2 separate regions of the Homo sapiens genome follow, and region 1 is linked to region 2. The links are chromatin loops, found by intact Hi-C in ENCODE. Cell type or tissue: heart right ventricle. All regions are shown on one strand.

What was found. Hi-C counts contacts between places; a loop is a spot of excess contacts. Peaks named below come from ENCODE experiments on the same cell type or tissue, not always from the same donor. Only the 100,000 strongest peaks of a DNase experiment are listed, where the experiment ranks them.
Region 1: it touches region 2 in a loop (4-fold over the local background); 21 of 110 quality-filtered maps call a loop at or near these places.

The regions. Positions count from the first base shown.
Region 1 is chr18:22,470,943-22,473,442 of GRCh38, forward strand. It overlaps LOC124904260 (a long non-coding RNA gene), which reads right to left. Exons shown (of 3, transcript XR_007066305.1): 1 at 1-2,500. Among named protein-coding and RNA genes, the nearest start is that of CTAGE1, 54 kb to the left of the region's middle. RefSeq lists an enhancer at 1-1,999. In heart right ventricle, no CTCF peak of the experiment used is centred here; DNase peaks (open chromatin) are centred at 663 and 1,029; H3K27ac peaks cover 2,162 bases.
Region 2 is chr18:22,276,905-22,279,404 of GRCh38, forward strand. No RefSeq gene overlaps it. Among named protein-coding and RNA genes, the nearest start is that of GATA6, 110 kb to the left of the region's middle. In heart right ventricle, no CTCF peak of the experiment used is centred here; a DNase peak (open chromatin) is centred at 1,057; H3K27ac peaks cover 2,500 bases.

The DNA of each region.
Region 1 (2,500 bases), 190 kb after region 2:
CTGCCATCAGATATGAACATGGAGTTGGCGCTGAGGGCTGGAGCCCCAGAAGCTGGCTGGGAACTGGGATGGGCTTGTTTTGGGGAATGACTTTCCTGCAGGGATTTTTCTCTCACTGCCCTCAGGCTGGCCCAGCACAGAGCTCAGCTTCCAGCATCCACGTGCCCTGCTTACTACCCAGAAAGGCTGCAGGGCATCAGCGTGTTGCTACTTCTGAGAGCCTGGGAAAAGAAGTTACGTACTCAGGAGGGGGACTTCTTCCTCAGGAAATCCTGGTGCCAGGTCTGCCTCTAGCCCCAGACTGCTGTGTTCATCCCCTGACCATTCCCACATGGCATGGACACATGTGCCCAGGATGGCATGCATATCTGTCCATTTCCACACCAACACAAGCTGCACTACATGAGCTTTCTCCTGTTGTCCTCTAGTGATTTCATAGCTAGTCCTGCAGGAGAATTCAGTTCCAGATCCCCAAACAATGAGGCATTCACCTAAAGTTGGTGCACTTTTCCTCGGGGAGCAAACATCAGTGGCTGCCAACCCTGAAAATCACAGAGATCTGTACGAGGGGGCCTGTACAAGTGAGCCTAGAAGGGCTGTGACACCTTGCTGTGCACTGTGAGCTGTTCCGTTCATGCCCAGCTTCTGGATGCTGCTCTGAGGTGGCTTCCGCCTGCAGAGCAAGGGTTCTGAGCCCAGCATGCTTCAGCCACAACTCTTCCTTTCCCCTCTCCTGGCCCTGCTTCTGGCATGCCATAGAGAGGTCATTCACATACTTGCTGACTAGAAGGGTTCATACAAGATGTTTGGCATAGTTCTCATTTGAAAAGAACACATTGCCAAAATCAAACACCAAGGGAAAAATAAGTTGTTGTTTAACGGCTGTTTTTCTGGCATCCTAGGAACTACTGTATGATTTTTATAATGGCCCAGTCACTTTATCAGCTGATGTGCTGCTTATTTGTAAGTCATAAGGCATCAGCCTGGGGAACCCAGTGCCCTTCAGACACAGTGACTCAGGTTTGAGCCGACGGCAGGGACGTTATCGAAGGTCCACGGTTGGGCTATTTTTATGATTGCATTCAGTACTAATAGGGCTTTTGGAGTGTACACAGCCATGTGCTCATTGTTGAACTATACAAGATAAGATCCTTGTCCCAAGGAGCTTACTGCCTGACTTTTGCAAAAACCAGATGGCAGAAAATGGTTTCCCTCTGCCCATCAGCAATGATTGAGGGGGTGGAGATGAGAAGCGGTGCAGTCAATTCATAACTCTCCTGGGGTGGGACCTTTGCTTTGGCATTTATCCCATGTGATGTTTTAATCATGGACTATCCTTCCCCATCATCTGCTATTCCATAAGCTGCATCTCCAGGGAGCTCTGAGAATTCAAGCTTATTTGAATATCAACTTAATTAAAGCATCATTAGATCATAAAGCACCATACATAGACACACACATTATGCACATAAACATTTGCAAAAATATCATGGATTTTGAAACTAGCCATAAATGACTTTTGGACTGCCAGTGGGGACATGAGGAAGGAAATGAAAATTGTACCTACTGTGGTGGGTCATATCCGAATCATATGCTGTGATGCTGGATTATGAAGTGCCAGCCGCGATGCCCCAGCAGATCAATTGGGTCTCTGGGACAGTTTCTGCCTGGGTCTGCCTCAGCTGGGAAATGTCCAGCAGAGCACTGTGAATAGGCCCCCACAACCTGCACATCAGTGCCTCTGGCCCCAGAGGAGCTTCCCGGCACCTGGGCATGTCAGTGACCTTATTTCAGGATAGCCCCCTAAGTCTTCAAGCCATTTGCAACTGCATGGGTTTACTTGAAGGCCAAAAATCTATTTCCTATGACATGTGAACAGTCTTACCAAAGGTGCACACACTGGTTAAACCCTGGATGAGCAAGTGTATTTACTCAGCACTTGCTTTGCCTTCATCTGGGCTCTCCGAAAGCAGATTCTTAGGCTGGGATTTGAGTGGGAGCACCAGCCAGGTGGTGAGGAGGGAAGCTAATGTAGGGTGTGGTACGCTACCATGGTATAGCAGTGTAGGTTACTGCTGTGAGCAGCTGAGGCGCCATCCCACTGGGGACATCTGGGAGATGGTGTAGGATGCATCTAGAGCTCTCCCTCCCTAGTGGCAAGGAAGCCAGGACATTGAAACATGAAGTCTTCTTCACCTTTGGCTCAGGGTTAGTCCAGGGACATCAACCCCCAGGCATTGCCTGCCCTGCCCTATCTGCAGGCTCAGCAGATCCCTTAACCAAAAAAGTCCCCAGTGTGGAGACCTGCAGTTGCTGGTGGTGAGGGTCACCAGTATGGCAACGGTAGGGGCCAAGGGACCCTGATGTAGGCAGGGACCCAACAGGGTCTGCCATAGGTTTCCTTCTTTCCTTCCTTCTTTTAAGTGTAAGGAACTCCTTTGAGAGAAGTTGGAGGTATGTACACATTTTCCCAGTGAATGGAGCCAATATTGAGACATCT
Region 2 (2,500 bases):
CAAATTTTATTTGTGCATTTTTACTTTGAGTCCTGGTGGCTCTGATAAAAAATATAACAGTGTTTTTTAATCTCACTGTTAAAATATAATGTATATATGTATGTATATATAAATGTATATATAATATACATTATATTTTAACAGTGAGCTAAAAGAACACCGGACTTGGAATCAGACCAACTGGATCCTGAAATTAAGATTTGATTTTACCAGTTCCATGACCTTGGCTAATTAATTGACTTAACTTCTGTGCCTCAGTGTTCTGGTCTCTAAAATGGGCATAATAATATCTGCCCTGACACGCTCTCTGGTTTGCTGTGAAGTGTACATACAGGCCAGGCATCGTGGCTCATGCCTATAATCCCAGCACTTTGGGAAGCCGAGGCAGGTGGATCACTTGAGGCTAGGAGTTCAAGACCAGCCTGGCCAACATGGCAAAACCCCGTCTCTACTAAAAATACAAAAATTAGCCGGGTGTGATGGTGCACACCTGAAATCCCAGCTACTCAAGAGGCTGAGACATGAGAATCGCTTGGATCTGGGAGGTGGAGGTTGCAGTGAGCTGAGATGGCGACAGAATAAGACTGTCTTAAAAAAAAAAGCGTATATACATCACAATACTTGGGTGTATTTTGTAGGCCTTAAAATGCATGCTGTCACAATTTGGCTTTTGTTTTCTTGTGGGTAATTTTAAGGATGAGCTAAATGAAAGAGGCAGTTGGGTCTGGATGTGGAAAGATCCTTGGCACCCTGTCTTGTCGGGGAACAAGGTCAAGTGCATGAGGAGCTGGGATCCATGAGACCCATTGGCCGCCCCCCACCTCCGATTTCTCGTACTAATGGATGTCTATGTTTCCACTCAGAATTCTCCTTCATTTGTCAGGTACAAGGCCAAGATACCAAAATAGCACTTGTGTAGGACTGAAACTATTACTGCTCAATTGTTTCTGGGCCTTATTTTTTTCACACAGCTCCACCACTCTCAAAGTGTCTGTGGACGTGTGGAGGATGTAACGCAGACCGAGTGACGGTGCTCAGAAACCATCCAAACATTACGCATCGAGACAAGAATTTTAGAGATGTTTCAGGGAGTGGGCGCGCGTCCCGACTTCCCTGGCAAGCCGACTGCCCAATGCTGCAACATCAGTGAGGGCGCAGACCTTCTCTGAATGCTGAGGGTCACCAGCTTGTGCAGGAAAGGTAGGCTATGAGGGCAGATGTTTAACTTTAAAGGGAGCATTTAGAATACCAGCCTGTACATGCAGGTGGATGCCATTGTTTAGCAGTTAGAAATTCATCAGTTACACTAAGCAGCAAACTTTTTCATAGATATAGAGGGGTTTTCTAATAGACATGGCCATTGAGTTTCATGTGCTTGAAAGAACTGCATCTAAATCATGCTGGAAACACTGAAAATGTCACTTTGAGAGGACACAGTGACCCTGCAGGACAGGCTTAGACTTTAGAGCCAACCCCTCTACCCCATTCCAGCATTTCTTGTTGTGTTATCCTCAACAAGTCCTAACCTTCTAGGTGTCAGTCGCCTCATCTTCATAGCGGGAGAAATTATACTGAACTTAAAGGGTTGTTGTAAGGAGTTAAGATAATGTGTGAAAATAGCTGAGCCCAGGCCCAGTGGTGGTAAGAATTCTACCTGGAATCTTTTGTTATTAAAAAAGTAAAACAGTACATATGGTGTTTAGGATTTAGCATTATAAGCTCTTGTCAGAATTTTTTCCCTTCTTATATGGAAGATGATGGACAGACTCAGTTGAACTTCTGTAATTGTGTTTACTGGGTATCAGAGCTGATTTCCCCTTGTGGGGCGGTTATCTTAGAAATTAAACTTAATAAAAATAGTAGAATTTGTGATCTGTGCCAGGAAGTGGGCTGCATATTCTACATGTATAAACAATCAATATTCCAAACAACCTTAGGTCATTGTCCCCACTTTGAAGATGAGGGCACTGGATCTGGAAGAGTTTGGGTCACCTGGCCAAGGCCACACAGAGATGTGAATGGAGGTCTTTAGGATAGCAGAGACCACATTCTTAGTCACTAAAGTACACTGAGTTTACTCAAAAGCAGATTGTTACTGTAACCTCATATCTCAGGGTGGTTAAGGTTGTTATGGTTACACAGGGCATAGGGGAAGGCTTTGGGGAGATGGCAAGGGGAGCGAGAACTGTTGATTTTGTGGGACACAGCCATGGTCATTTTGCTCCTTGTCTCCCAGTGCTCAGTGGCCACCAACCTCAGCAGATGCCCTGTCCTGGAACCACCTCCCTCCCATTTAGTGCATGTTAATCTCCAAACCCACCATCTCTTGCCTCACTTTTGGGGTGTCATCTTGCTCTTTGAGCCTGAATGAGCTCTAGTTATCTTGAAGCCAAGCTCCAGTCTGGGGAGGGTGCGTGCAGAGCCCTCTGCTCCCCTCCTCATCTTCCACCTCCCTTCAGTCTCTCTAAAATATACACCCTTGGGTCACCCCCACCTGTGC